Linked DNA regions of Mus musculus: region 1 is linked to region 2. A link is a loop called in an ENCODE intact Hi-C map of the cell type or tissue named here. Cell type or tissue: left cerebral cortex. All regions are shown on one strand. Each heading gives the region's core, and the rest is flanking DNA. Links, peaks and the distances in the headings are about the cores only. Region 1 overlaps Ndufa10 (NADH:ubiquinone oxidoreductase subunit A10). Region 2 has its middle 19 kb from the start of Gm35992.

The links. Hi-C counts contacts between places; a loop is a spot of excess contacts. Peaks named below come from ENCODE experiments on the same cell type or tissue, not always from the same donor. Only the 100,000 strongest peaks of a DNase experiment are listed, where the experiment ranks them.
Region 1: a loop joins it to region 2, with 2.5 times the contacts of the local background. A loop is called at or near these places in 7 of 42 quality-filtered maps.

Annotation. Positions count from the first base shown.
Region 1 is chr1:92,443,233-92,450,737 of GRCm38, forward strand. The region is part of intron 9 of Ndufa10 (NADH:ubiquinone oxidoreductase subunit A10); the gene reads right to left. Among named protein-coding and RNA genes, the nearest start is that of Mir6900, 18 kb to the right of the region's middle. In left cerebral cortex, for the core only: no CTCF peak of the experiment used is centred there; a DNase peak (open chromatin) is centred at 3,916.
Region 2 is chr1:92,356,933-92,364,437 of GRCm38, forward strand. No RefSeq gene overlaps it. Among named protein-coding and RNA genes, the nearest start is that of Gm35992, 19 kb to the right of the region's middle. In left cerebral cortex, for the core only: CTCF peaks have their summits at 3,585 (motif pointing left) and 4,903; DNase peaks (open chromatin) are centred at 2,011, 3,565 and 4,845; H3K27ac peaks cover 271 bases.

The sequences.
Region 1 (7,505 bases), core at 884-5,883, 86 kb after region 2:
TTCACCAAGGTCCCATTGGGAGATTAAGATGTGGTGGCAAGTGTCATCTTGTGTATACCAAGCAAAGCTACAAGCAACATGAAGGAATGGGGTTCTGAGAGTTGTAAAAGGTCCCCCTCTATCTACATGCCACAGCCTGCTGAAACGTATACTTCAGTCTTTAGCGTGGACTCCCACACCCTACCCCAACCATATGCTGGACTTGGGTCAACTTGTAATACACCAGCTTCCAGGCCCTGGACTCCAGTATTGGGGCCTGAGCACTTTAGACCTGCCAGACTAACTGTCATCAAGTAACAGTAGCTTCCCAACTGGAAAGCTGAGACCACGCCCTGATCCTGAACAAGCCAAAGTGTAGAAGGTAGGGGCTTAGGGTCTAGGCAGAGAAAGAGCTCCAGAATTTGTTACAGGGCCACTGGTCTTTGGCTGAAGACAATGTCTATGTGAAGCTGGACAAAGAGCCTCCAGGAGCTGTGAGCAGAATGAATCCATGGCTACTCACAGAAGGCTGTGGGTCAGATGGGTTCCCACCAGCTCCTCCTCACACAAGCACAAGCGAGATCTCAGGCCACATCGTACCCCCAAACAGGCTATGCTAGAGGCACTGGAAAGCTGGAACTCAGGGCTAGCAGGCTTAATGCTGATGTGCATGTAACTGCACTGCAGCCAGAAAACTTGTAACACTTGTCTTAGAATAGAACAAAATCTCACATTCCAAACCATGAAACTCACAATGTACTGCAGCTAGTGATACATTTCCAGACACATGCAAGTGGAAAATATGACCCTAAACCAGAGGGAAATCAGACTGACTCTGAAATGACGAAGGCGATGGATTAGTGAACAGGGCTATTAAAGCATCTGTTACAAAAGTGCTTGACATGTTCTGGGAACAAAATGACAGATGACAGAAATAAGGGAGAACTGGAAAACAGAAAGGACCAGGCAGGAGTTCTGAATATAAAAGTAAAATTCCTGTGCCGGGCAGTGGTGGTGCACGCCTTTAATCCCAGCTCTTGGGAGGCAGAGGCAGGCTGATTTCTGAGTTCGAGGCCAGCCTGGTCTACAGAGTGAGTTCCAGGACAGCCAGGGCTACACAGAGAAACCCTGTCTTGAACTCCCCCCACCCCCCAAAAAAGTAAGATTCCTGAAGTACAATTCTGTTGGCTGGGTGTAGGGTCACGCACATGTGCTATGTGGGGCTAGGAAGGACGAGTCCTTGGGATTAGCTGTGCTGCACACGGCAGGCCACACCCTAACTGTCATTGCTGGGTGCACAGGAGCAGTGCCAGTCTGCTTTGTGACCACGGGCTCTTCCCAGAGGCATCCTCTCTAACCTGGATCACATCTCCTGGATCTGTCCTCCCGGCTGCCAGTCAGGCATGCCTCCGGCCCTCTGCCCCTCCCATCCAGTCTACTTTTCTTCCAGTATTTCCTTGTTGTTGCATCAACACTTTCATGTTTTCTGTTTCTTTGAAGAGCCAAATGAACACAATGGAACACCAGCACATTTCTTAACAACATAGAAAAGAGCATGAAGACCTAAGAGAACTGACTCCAAACAAAGTAGAAAGAAAAAGGTCAAAATAGTTCCAGTGACCCATGGAAACCTCCATCTAGTGCATGTATAAATAGAGTCCCCCAAACCCTCAAAAATAATGGCTAAACCTTTTCCAAATGCTTTGAAAAATATAGCTACTCCACCAAGAAACTCAGTGAACCTCCACAAAATACAGAGAGACAACCACAGAGGCACATCACATGAAACCGAGAAAGCAAGCAGGAAAGGGGCTGAGAAATCCTGAAAGCAGCCAGAGATAAAAGGCTACAGGGGCACCAAGACCAGGAATGACAAGACTTCTCACTAGAAACAACACGGGTTTGAGGCACAGAGAACCTGCCATGTGTTGTAAGTACGACTGATCAAGCTAGAATCTTGTAGCAATTGAAAATACCTCTCAGATTGAGTTGAGGTAAATACTTTTTAAAGAAAACCAGCCACTGGAATTTGTCACTATCAGACACATATATAAAAACTGTTCAGCTAGTCAGGCAAAACCTGGGTCCAAACAAAAGAATGGAGTACACCCAACATGACAGCTCAGAAAGAAGACAGAATTAGAACGTTAAAGGGTAAACAGTTTACTGTATCTTTTCTTCCAATCCATTGCTTCAACGCTGCTTCTAAAATGGCTTCTAGAAACAACAGTATAGCCATGGAGGAGACCTCCCCTCTTTTCCCTTTTAAAACATGTTTTCTAATTGGCTTACAAAATAGGAGGTCTTGATATTTTTCCCTAAACCCATTCATTGTCTTTGTTAACTCTCTCATCCCATACCCTGTCTTCCTTTTTCTGGCTGGAGCTAATCCTTGCCCAGCATCATCCTTTTCTACACTCACATCACCGATGCTCTACCAGATATTCTCCCTTATGGGGGCACTGACAGCTCCTTTCTAGTTCCTGGCTTCTACACATGCTCCAAGTTAAGCACACAGCTCTAAAGAGTCTAAGCTGGATCCATACATGAGAGAGAACATGTGGTGGTGTTTGCCTTCTTGGCCCCGGGTCATCTGTTTTCTAGCTCTATCCATTTACCTGCAAACTTCATCTTTCCCCATATCTGAGTACAATTCCATTTTGTATACATCACATTTTTTAAGCCATTCAACTGTTGACAAGACATTTAGAAGGCTGGTTTCCTTTCCTGGCCACTGTGAAAAGAGCAGCAGTGAACACTGAGGGCCAGTGTCTCTGTAGCAGGATGTAATGTCCTTTGGGTCTATGCCCAGGGTGGTAGAGCTGGGTCATATGGTTAGTCTATGTGTTGCTTTTCTGTGGAACCTCCATACTGATTTTCATAGTGATGTACCAGTCCACACTCCCACCAACAGTGAATAAGAGTTCTTTCCCCGTAACCTCGACAGCATCTGCTATCATTTGATTTCTGGATAATAGCCATTCTGGTTGGGGTGAGACAGAATTTCAAAGTGGTTTCAGTTTGCATTTCCCTAATGGCCTAATTATATTGAATACTTTCTAAAGTATTTATTAGCCATTAATATTTATTTCGAGAATTCTCTATTTTCCAACGCCCATTTTTAAATCAAACTGTTGTCTTGAAGTTTCTTTCCTTTTCTTCCTCTTTTTCTTTTTTTTTAGTTCTTTGTCCTAAATGTTAGTCCTGTCAGATGTAGAGTTGCCAGATATTTTCTTGCATTCCATAGGCTGCCTAAACAAAATTCCCAGTCCCAAATGTAAACTCTCTCCTTGCAAGCTATTGGTCATGGAGGCCCCAGGATAGATTTCCAGCGTTCTTCTTGGTTACCCAGCAGAACTGAACAATGAGGCAACTTGGTTGTAAAATAGAGAGATGATCAAGCTGGAACTTGGCCAGTAGCTTCTTCCCTGCTGGATGGCTTTCACAGCGAGAAGGTGCTGTACAGGCTAAAGGGTGAGAAAAGGCCTGAGCTCTTACCAGCTGTGAACCCAACAACTATAAACACAACTTGTGAGACAAGGTGTGCTTACAAGTGCAATAGTGGCACTACTATTATAAGTAACCTACAACTCTTGGAATAGATTTCATGCCTACTCCATAGGAGGTAACACATGAGTGTACACACACACACACACACACACACACACACACACCCCTTTGCTCCCAAATTTATGGCTGGGACACTATTGGCCTTAGAAGGAACTGACTACTGTTGTCTGACCGGACACTAAACTGCTCTCTAAATACTTAAGGCTTATACTCACAGATAAATGCCACTATTGACTCAGAGAAGCTTCTCTGGGAGTGACTAACAATGAATGCAGAGACTCATGTCTGTTCAAGGTGCTAAGAATAAGTGATAGCTAAGTGCTCATCCCTCAAAGGATATTTATATACCTCCTCTAAGGCTTAATTAGACAGCATCATGGAAGAGGGAACTCAAAGAATATAAAAGTAGGAAGAAAGGAAAAGGGCTGCAACATGCTATCTTCAGGGCATAAGTGGAAGCATGCTCTCATGAGAGCTGTGGTTGCCTGAACTGTGCTTACAAGAGTAGGCCTGCCAGCAGTCAACCATGGATAGCGGAGGGACTCATGGGGCCCCACCCAGCCCTGCTGAACTATTGGCTACTGACAGATTCTGGAAGTTACCGACTTCAGGTGCATACACAATGGTGATAGATCTGAACCCTTGCTCCCACAGCGAGACCTACCACCTGACAAGGCCCCTCTGAAGGCAGCTGCTAACAGATGCCAAAGGCTTTGCTAGGGACAAATGCAGAGGCCATGAGTGCAGAGACAGCCTCTATCACCAGACCTGTGGCATCATGCAGAATTAAGCGATGAAAGTAGCACTGGTAAGCACGTATGGACAGAGGCCTGAGCATAATGGACGTTTAGAGCATTTGGGTGCCAGGCCAGAGGGTGGATGTGTGATAATGAGTCTGGATTGGGAACGACCTCTGGGGTGCCTGTGTTGTCAGAGACAATGAGAGCAGGAGGCCTCTGACTATGAGTGGCTGCATCCCTGGATGGACATGTAGGATGCCAGGATGCTTGGGAGGTGGTGAAAAGTAGGTGCTGGGGAAGCAGGAAGCAGTGACCACTATAGGCAAGTCTGTTTTCCCTCCGTCCTCAGCTTCTTAACTTCCTCTTAACTACCTACCTCGTCTGCCTTGCCTGGATGGACTGCCCACCCGTGAGTCTCCCAGGAAATAAGTTATTCTTCCCATATTGTTCTTGTCAAGTATTTAGTTGCAGCTACAAAAAAGCAAATACTAGAAAGTCTTCTGAAATGGCAGTGACAGTCTAAACCCCACAGCCCCAGTCTGTGTAGTGTGGTCCGGCCACCTGCTGACCCCTGCCGTAGTCCCAGTTCTGTCCTCTGCCTAAGTCTCCTGTGACTCCTCTTCCCACTGCCAGTGACATTCACCTTTGCCTATCCATTCACATAAACTCTTGTCTTTAACAACACTTCGTCATGGTTCACTGCAGCCCCCACGCAGTCATTAGAAGCATCCTGAGTGTCCCTCCTTGACCTTTCCAGAGTACCCAAGGTGCACAGCTCCTGCACCACCATCTCATACAGCCAGTTTGCTCCTTCTCTTTGTTACTCACGACATGAAGTGTCCTGACATCCTTGTCAGAAGTGCTGGGGTGGACCCACTAGCTGGCTGCTGACATTCCTGTACTTCCCAGGAGTGGCGTGAGGCAGTGCTGGCTCCCAAACAGCAATGACAGCAGAGCTTGCCAGTGAGTGTAAGCAGATCACTAAGTCAGAGTTGTCTGAGGTTTGAGCACAGTGGCTGGCCAACAGTTCTGCTTCCCAGGGAGTGCCTTGGTGAAAGCCACAGATTCCCAGGCTGTCAATAGCTGGTAGGAAACGGACTGAAGGGCCTCACACACTCATCTCTGAATCATCCACAAAGAAATTTCCAGTGGGAAATTTTGTGATAATTGTTGCTGTCTTTAATAGCCAAGAAAATCCTGTCCCTGGGAAGAAAGTCATTTTACTTACTGCCATGCATCATTTCAAGCCATTCTTTAAAATGAAAGCAACTCAGTTTCCTTAAACAACAAATAAACAAAGCTAACATTCCTCTAAATGGTCACACAGTTCTTAGTCAACAAAGAGGAAGCCTGAAGAATGCACAGTACTTCTGAAAGAAAGAGACAGAGCAGCTCTGCAAAGAAAGGCTGCAGGCAACCAGAGTTAGGGTCCTCAAAGCAATGCTGACCATTCCCTCCCTCACTGATGCCCACTCGGGACTGTGCTGCAAGTCTCTACACTGTGACTAAGAGTCGGGGATGCACATCACTGCCGAGGAGCCTGCACAGATAGTTTGTGCCAAGAGGTCTGGGTGAGGTCCTGGCCCAGAAGTGACATGCTAAGGAGATCTAGGTGACAGCTCAGTTAGCACCCAGAGTCCATGCTTAGTATGAACTGAAAGCTGGTGATATGGAAACCCTATGAAAGTACGGGAGACCTCCGCCAGCCTCACAGCATCCTATACATATAAAACTTCTTGAGTAACTAAACTTGTTTTTCAAAAAACACTCAGAAATTAAAAAGAAAAAAAGATTCCTCCAATTATTTGTTTAAAATCTCTATCCTTTCTATCTTTAATTAAATCCAAATGTCCAGTGCCATGGACTCTCTTTGATATTCAGTATTAAGGTCTCTACTGCTCTGATAAAACACTATGACCAAAAGCAACTTGAGGAGGGAGGAGTTTATTTCATCTTACAGTTTATGTCCATCATTGGGGGAAGTCAGGGCAGGAACAGAAACATAGGAAATGGAATCTTGCTGACTGGCTTGCTCCCCATGGCTTGCTCAGCCTGCTCTCTTACACCATCCAGGACCACCTGCCTAGGGGTAGTACCACTCACAGTGGGCTGGGCCCTTCCATATTAATCGTTAATCAAGAAAATGCTCCACAGGCTTGCCCAACCAGCATTCTGGTAGGCTCATTTTTCAGTCGAGATTCCTTCTTCCCAAAGCTTGTGTCAAGTTGACAAGACACCATCTAGAAGATTATTAGAACACAGAAAGCCTTAAACACACAATGATGGTGATGGTGTCAGGCTCACCATAAAACCACTTCCCTATGTGTGGCTCACTAGCTGGCTCAAACCAACTCTGCCCTCCCATATAAGCCGCGACAGATGGCACATAAAGCTCTCCACTCACAGGAATCAAGGCAGGCAGTGGCTGTGTTTTATGGTGTTAGTGTATGGAGAAGGTGGGCTTACAGTCAGCACATCAGCCTTCTGGGGTATCCCTAAGTCTCAGGAGCAGCAGCAGAGAGGCACCAAACAGAGCTTCTGCACACAGTAGGGATGAAATCTCGAGAAAAGCAGGAAGACTGGAAATACATCAGACCTCATGGAACCCACACACAGCCAGCCCATCAGCTTGATATTAGAATGGATTCTGATGGCCTACTTTCACTTTGATCCTGACTAGAGATCTCCTTAATAAAATACTTTATTATTATTTAATATTTATTCTTAATAAAATACTATCAAAAGTGGCAAATATCAGGCATAGTGAGAGAAGATGTGAGACAAAACACAGGGAGCACCTGCCAGGGGGCACAGGGAGATGACCAAACAGCAGAAGGGAGCCAGGCCATCCAAGCAGACCCAAAAGACATACACTGCAGTTATCAGATTGCTCTATCACAGATTAAGGCTCAGCAGGGTAAGTGTTAGGGTGCCTTCCCTATCTTGAGTCAATACTGTCCCCACAGTCCCCATAATAACTTGAGGGACTTAGAAGTATGGAGAATTAGGACCCATTATCACAGCAGTCCACGGGAGGAGTTAAGCAAACAGAGCTCAACAGTCTGTGACTTTACGTTGCCTGCAACAGGAAAACTACTGACATTAGACTCAAATATATCAGAGATGACCATTTTCATTACCAGGTTAATCACTACAGTGGCCAACTAGTAACAGAACGATGACTAGTTGGCAAGCAGGAGGACATACATGAAAGCC
Region 2 (7,505 bases), core at 958-5,957:
TTCTGGGTGACGTATGCTGTTTTCCACATGGGTGAACAATGAGTTAGGGAAAGCTCAGCCAGGTGAGTCACAGCCATAAACGCTAGGGCCAGGACCACGCAGGGTTCTTTCCAGCTCTCAGGTGCCTTACCAAGATGTTAAGACACACATAGTCAAAGACGTACTCCTGAGGAGTGTTCAGGGAAAAAAAAGTCCCATGATTACATGAACAAGTTTGGGAACTAGCTAGAAATTTGAAAACGTGAAGAAATGAATGTATCCCAGAACCTAGGAAGGTGAAGTCATGTGTGGCATAAAGGGGCCCATCTGGATCAATGTGCCCCTGGCCCTGACCTGCCTGGGCAGGGCACATGGATGACCTGGGTGAAGTTCCACAGACCAGAGAAGAGCTGGAAAGCTGAGAGCCGGGAAGCCAGTCCTATCCTTGTGAGCTGAGACTGAGTGACCACTTCATGGGGGTCCTGAGGACACAGTGAGCTTGGACTGGGGAAAATCCAGACTGCCACAGTGTCGCTGTGGTGTGTGCTCCCTGGGCGGCTGAGGAGAAATGAACAAAAGCATGCCCACCAGCTGTCCCTGTGAGGTCACCCTCGCCAGAAGGCCCGATGGGCAGGTCTGGGGGGTCAAATGTTGAATGAGGAGGACCACACTGCTTCTTGTCTTTAAAGCTGGAGTCCAGGAGAGAGTCTGAGTGAACCCAACTTCACCTGTTTGGGGACACACCAATCAACCAGGTCTTTTTCAGCAGTCTGAAACCCTGTCCAATCTGGGACTCGAAGAGAGTCACTTGACTCTTAAGGAACTGCCAGCAGACCCACTGCACAGGAAGCCACCCATAGTACCTGTCCACATCCGAGTCTCTATGCCACTTCCCTGGGGTGAGGGAATCACCCACGCTCAGTAGTAGGAGCCTCTGGAGCCACAGGTACACACAGGGCTTCTGAACCTCCATATAGAAATGTAGAGATGTAGACTCACTCAGCCTCTCTCCTTCATGGTAGCAGCAGACAGCTCTTTGAGTGCAGGTGGTGGGCTCTGTAGCTCAGTATAATGCATCCTTCCAGAACTCCCCACCCACAGAGGCAGGACTCCCACCTTGTCATATACTTCCTGTTCCTTCCAATAACTGTAGAAATTGCTCTCGGGGTACATCGAGATGTCAGAGAGCTGAAAGTGACAAGGACACAGGATGGCCCCTGATTACACCCTAAACATCATGGCAGAGAAGAACCATTAGCTGTTCCCCATCTTCTGTTGCCAGTCAGAACCATGGCTACTCCAAGCCTCTGATCCCAGGTCTTTGGTGCAAGCAAGGCCTCTGACCTCTTTCAGTGTCTCCTGACCGGGGCACCCTGGGATCTAACCAATGTGTGTGTGTGTGTGTGTGTGTGTGTGTGTGTGTACATGCACCAGCACACAGATTCTCATCAAGGAACTCTTGTGGGGTTCCATCTGTAGTATGCAAGCGACCCACAACTCATTTGACTTGCTATGGCTGCTGAACCCCACCCCGGTTGGCACTTGGCTACCGGTTTAGGTTCTCTCCACTCTTGGTTGCTTCTTTCCTGGGTCTGGGTCTTGTATCTACCTCTCTCCTCACCAGTTGCTTCTGATTGGAGTCTAAAAAGGCTGCAGGTGTGTGGTGGGGGATGGGATCATACTCCGACCTGTAGCCTGGTTCCTCTTGAATCACCCTAAGCCATTCTTCTGAGCCTGGGGTAAGCCTGAGGCAGCTGAAGCTGCAACCCCAAGGATCCAAGAACTGAGCTTAGACAGGGTGTCCTCCGAGGATCCAGGTGGGCAACCTGCAGGTGTTTGCCTGTAGGGACCGGGAACCCTTGTGAGGTTCACCTTATTAATGTCTTCCCACTCACCTGGAAGAGTGTTCTGAAGTCTGTGCCCTGTCAACGGTCCTAACTCTTTCCCTTCTGCGCATGCTGTGGGCAGAGACAGACGTGGGAGGCTGCGGCAGCCTCTGCTGAGGTTAGGAAATCTTTCCTAACCATCCAGGGAACCTCTCCAGCTGCACCACTCTGTTTTCTGGATCTTGGCACTTCTGTCATCCCTCCTGCCAAGATCCGTGGGCACCCCAGGCTTATCTCTCACTGCCAAGAGAGGTAGGACAGGTGGGGACAAGAGGAGAGGTGTCAGGAGGTCCATGAACTGATGTACTGTGAACTCTGGGGTCCCTGACATCTTTCCTCTGTCCCCACTTGTTGCGGCATGAGTGCAGATAAGAAAGCAGAATGCCTCCAAGGGACTGTCACCACTTGGCCAAGGCTCTTGATGTCTACAAAATCAGACAGCCTGGGCATGGCTAAAGGATGAAATCAGGGGATCCTGAGAGGGTAGGCGGCCTTCTTGCAAAGGTGCCTTTGTGGGTCCCTCAGCATATCCAGATAGACTAAAGCTAAATAGTAAGGCAATGAGGGGTAGGAAGCTAGAAGTGGGGTGCTGGACAGTGGGCTATGGTCCATCCTACAGCTCCCAGTCACATGAATATATCCTGACTGCAGTCTCTGGTCCCACAGTTGCCCAGGTAGGGACTGGACTGAGTGACTGACCACCGCCTGGGTCCTAGACAGAGACATCTGCCTGCATCTGGGTGAGGTCTTCTTTCTGTATTGGGCAGGGATCACCTGCTTATATCAGGACAGGGTTGTGTGCATGGACTCTGAATATGTTTCTCTGTATTCATCTGGGTGAGGTTACCAGCCTGGGTTAGGGTGTGGTCATCTGCCTTCAACTGGTTAGGGCTACTTCCTGTCCTTGAGTTGGGCTGTTTCTGTTATCTGCCCAAGTCAGGTGTCTCCCTCCCTACCGCCCCCCACCCCACACCAACTTTGAGATGTGGCAGGCATGCAGAGAGTGGCTGTTACATGCCAGGGGTTTACAGCCTTAGGAGACCCTGACAAGCCAAGCCTGCAGCTGGCAAATCTGCCCCTTCTGCCAGAGAATTACAAAGGAGAATTACTCCCGAGGCAGCTACCTCTTCCAATAAATAATACATGCCCGTAAGGACACTGCAGAGAATGTGGAATCCCAAGCCAGGCATGGATAGCTCCATTTTCCAGATCAGTCTACGTGTAAGCAGCTGGAACAGGAGAGAATTCTCAAGGCCCTGCAAGCCCTCCCTACTCAACAGGGTAGTGTAGGAAGACACCAAAGTCCATGGTCACCACCACGGAGAGCATGCAGCCTGTAGGGTGGCCCCAGTGAAGTCAGAGAGCCATGGTAGTCAGCATGCTGTAGTCTCCTAGCATTGGCTTGCTGCATGGATTCCCACTGGGCAGCAACAATAGGATGGTCTCAGCGGGAGCCTTGGGGCCCTGAAGGTGCCCTCCATGACCATCTGTAGTATGTCTCTTTGATGAGGTATATCCAAGCAACAACTTTTTTTTTTTTTTTGTATTCCACGAGGACCATGGGATACCATTGAAGTCCTGAAGCCATTCCTGCAGCTCCCTGATGTCCATAGTGGAAATGGCGTGGGTGTGGAAGTTCCCATGTTTCCACTCTTGGAATTCATGGCACGCTCTCCTTAACCACATTGGATTTGGTGCGCCGCCTTGTGGTCTTATCTGGGAACTGCATCTGCCCACCAAGCGGTTCCTGACCGTCCTCTCACCCCATGATCCTGTTCAGCAATCAGAAGCTGACCTTCAAAGCCTCCATAGTTCCTAGAGGGTGCTATAGTTTGATTCCAGAGAATGGTCCATCTTCACGTTCCAAAATTTGCATGTCAAGATCATGCAAGTACCCCCAACTCCACTTCAGCTACTTCTAGCAAAATGGCAGGAGATGGAGACTTGGCTTTCCAGGTGAGGGTTTCCTAGCAACCTTCTCTCCAGGCCAATGCTTGCACCCCTCTCCAGGTCTGGCAGGACATTTGGAGACCAGGGGCAGCTCACTATCAACACCGTTTCACATTGGCGGATGCCCTTCCCGTGCCGTCTCAGGGACTGTTCTCAGCCCATCTGTGGGCGGCTGTCTTTGAGCAGGGAGTATGTGCCCTACCCCGATTCCCTTGCCCAGCCCTTGAGAGCATTCAGGAATGGTCGACAAGTGTAAGTTGGATGGTGAATGAGGTGGGGCTTTTCTGCAGGGGGAAAGAGCCTCTGTTTCCCTGGGCTTGGGATCTGTCTTCAGCCCTACTAGGCCCCACCCAGTGTCCACTCAGGTTCTGTACATTCACAATGGCCAAGGTCACATCACCGCAAGCCACAAGAAGGCCCTGCCTGCAGCTGGGAGAGCTGAGAGGACCAGCAACTGCTAAGTGTACTGTGAGTCCTGAGGGGCTCACCTGACCACACCATTACCCTGGTGGCCATACTCTCAGCCATCCTGAGGGTCACCTGGGTCATGTGGGAAACCAGCTCTATATATTCTGCTCTGTTCTCTCCCAGCGATGGGAAGCTCAGCCGCCTCACTTGACAGAAGAGCCACCAGAAGCATAGGGGAGGTAGGAGACCCAGGTCCTACACCTGAGGCTATTCAGTAGCCATGCCAAGCCCAACAAAAAGGCAGGCATACACTGACACTGTCATACATGCAGATATATGTACAAGTACGCATTCTTACACACACATGTATCACCACACTGTCTGCACACTCGTATTACTGCACACACACACACATGCACACACACACACATGCACACACACTCAGAGAGAGAGAGACACACAGAGAGAGACTAATACACACAGAGACAGACACACACACACAGACACACACTCTCACACACACACAGTTGGCTTTGCATGCTATCCACTCACACACTTGAGTGTATTCAGCCCACATCTTCTAAGAACAAACAGCCATCTCCAGGAACAGCTCAGATTAAATCCATATTTAGGAGAATTTCCTGAAGAAAACATAATCAACAAAGATGCAGTTCCACCCCAGGGAGACAGCGCTTACCTCGTTATGCGGAGCAATTTAGCGCCTCGCTGACTAGAGCTTTCTGTTGCAGAATATAATATTTGCTTTCCCTTCGCATCAGCAAAAGGCCCATTAAAGTTATTTCCCGAAACAAAAAACCATCTGTCCCCTAAAGGTGGATTTAAGATAAGATACTGCCTGAGGCACAGGGCTTCAGTACCCAGTTTGGCAGTCTGATCTCTGTATGTGTGCATCCTATGTGTGCTCCCACTGATGAGGGGCCCTGAAGCAGGGACAGCATCTTCCTCATCTTGTCCACTGCCCAAGAGCTGAGTCTCCTGTGGGGAAAGGGGTGTAAATAATCATGGAATACATGGTCTTTAAGATAATTGCCACAGCAACTTCTATCTGAAACCCAGGAACTAGGAAGCAGGCAAGAAACCAACAGAGAGAGAAAATAATTTCCAATTAACAGTCTTAAAAGAGATTATCAATGTAGCAGCTATTATGAAAAACTATTATCCTGGGATGGCAGGTAACTCTATTCATAAAGGGCTTACCACATAAACAGGAGGACTTGAGTTCAATCCCTAAACGCAGTGGGAAAGCTGGGTATGATGGTGCATGCTTGCAATCCCAGCGTAGAGATAGGGGTTCCTCTGAACTCACTGGTCAGACACCATATCCAGATCTGAGTGAGAGATGGTCTTTTAAAATAAGATGGATGGCTCTTAGGAAACAGCATTCAAAGTTGACCTGTGACTACACACTCACATGAGTGTGCATCTGCACACGCACGCGTGCACACGCGCACACACACACACACACACACATACCACAGTCAAGTGAAGCCCCTTAACAAATGAATTGATTTTCATAAAAAATCCCATGTTTATTTATTCGTACTCTAGAGTTCTACCAAGAAAACTGAACAAGAATGTTCTAGAAGCCATATCCAAAAAATCCAAATACCGTACAAGCCCATTTACCCCATCAATGGAGGACAGACACATGGACACTCTGTGATATATCTATATTTTCAGTGGATGACAGATGAACTCCCTGTGGTATATCCATATACCATCAGTGGAGGACAGGTGAATATCCTGTGGTATATCCATATACCATCAGTGGAGGACAGGTGAATATCCCGTGGTATATCCATATACCATCAGTGGAGGACAGATAAATATCAGTGGTGTACCATACACTGGAACTCAGTTCAGCTCATTCCGTCTAAGACTGTGTGATTGTCGCATGTTAACAAGAAGCTTGAGAGCAAGAGACAAACTATAAGGGATCCTATCAGAGGAGTGTCAGAGGCGAGGCTTGACTGAGATGGGGCCTGAGAGAAGTTCTGGGTTAGGGATGTGATCTGACTCTTTATAGGCTTGGCATTAGCGAGTACGTGGATCTGTGGGCTTACTGAAGCGCATACTTGGCAAATCAGCAAATGCTGCTCTCAGAGGAAGAGTTACAGCTGTGAGCACCGGGTTAACAAAGGAAAATGACCACTTCAGCAGCCGGACTTCACATCTCAGAGGCTAGAAAGGCAGGAGAGGGACTCACCTGGAAGCCAGCAGAAAAGGGAAGATGCCACTGTACAGCAGATGGTGACAGGTGACAGGTGACAGGGAGACACTGAAGCCTGCCTCCCAAGGAGACCAGCAGGCTTCTGATTACAGTGCTTAGTGGGGAAGAAATTAAGCCACCCCACCGAATGCAGAGCATACATGAACCCCCACAATTGACTGTTGCTGAACTTCAGTTGGTAAGAATCACTGATGGCATTTGGGAAGAAAGGTATTGGTGACTGTGAATAACATAACAAGGCATAACGTAAAAGATGGATCAGTGAAAAGCAGTAGATATGGGTTCAAGGGCTCATGGGTAATGAGACAAGAGAGAGTAAGACATGAAGAATTGGGATGCTGGGGTACTATTTACCCATTGTACCCAAGGTTTCTGAATGTTTGAGAATTTGTTGTAAAATACTTGAAGAAATGACTGTCAATAGCTCCGGGCCATTCCTAGCAGCCTAGAGTAGCTAGAAAGCATGCTCTCTGCAAGGGTGTAGTCATGTGTGCTTGTTCGTTTGATACCCACATTTGTAAACCTTCCTCAAGCCTATGCAGTCAGGACTTTACTGCCAGAGTCTTCAAGTCACGTGATCTGTGGGGAAGGGTGGTGGTGGTATATGTATGTGTGAGTGTGATTGTCGGGGCGGTGGAGGAGTGAGTGTGTGGGAAGTGTGCAGAGATCCATGCCAGGTGTCTTCCACCATTGCTGTCCATCTTGTCTCTGAGACAGCCTCCACCTGAGACAGGAGCTCTTGGATTCAGTTAGATAGACTAGGCAGTGAGTCCTGGGGACCCTCCTGTCTCCCATAGCCCTAGTGCTGGGATTACAGGTTCCTCCACCCCAGTACAGGTCCGAATCACGGTGCTCAGCTTTTACATAGGTGCTGGAGGCTGAACTCGGGGCTTCATGTTTATGATGTCATCGCTTTGCTGACTCAGCCATCTCCTCCTCCCCTAAAAGTAGTTGTGATGTTTAATGTCAGCTAAGGCAAAAGCTAAAAGTGGATGGTGAAGCTGGCTAGGTGTAGATGGATACTCAGAGTT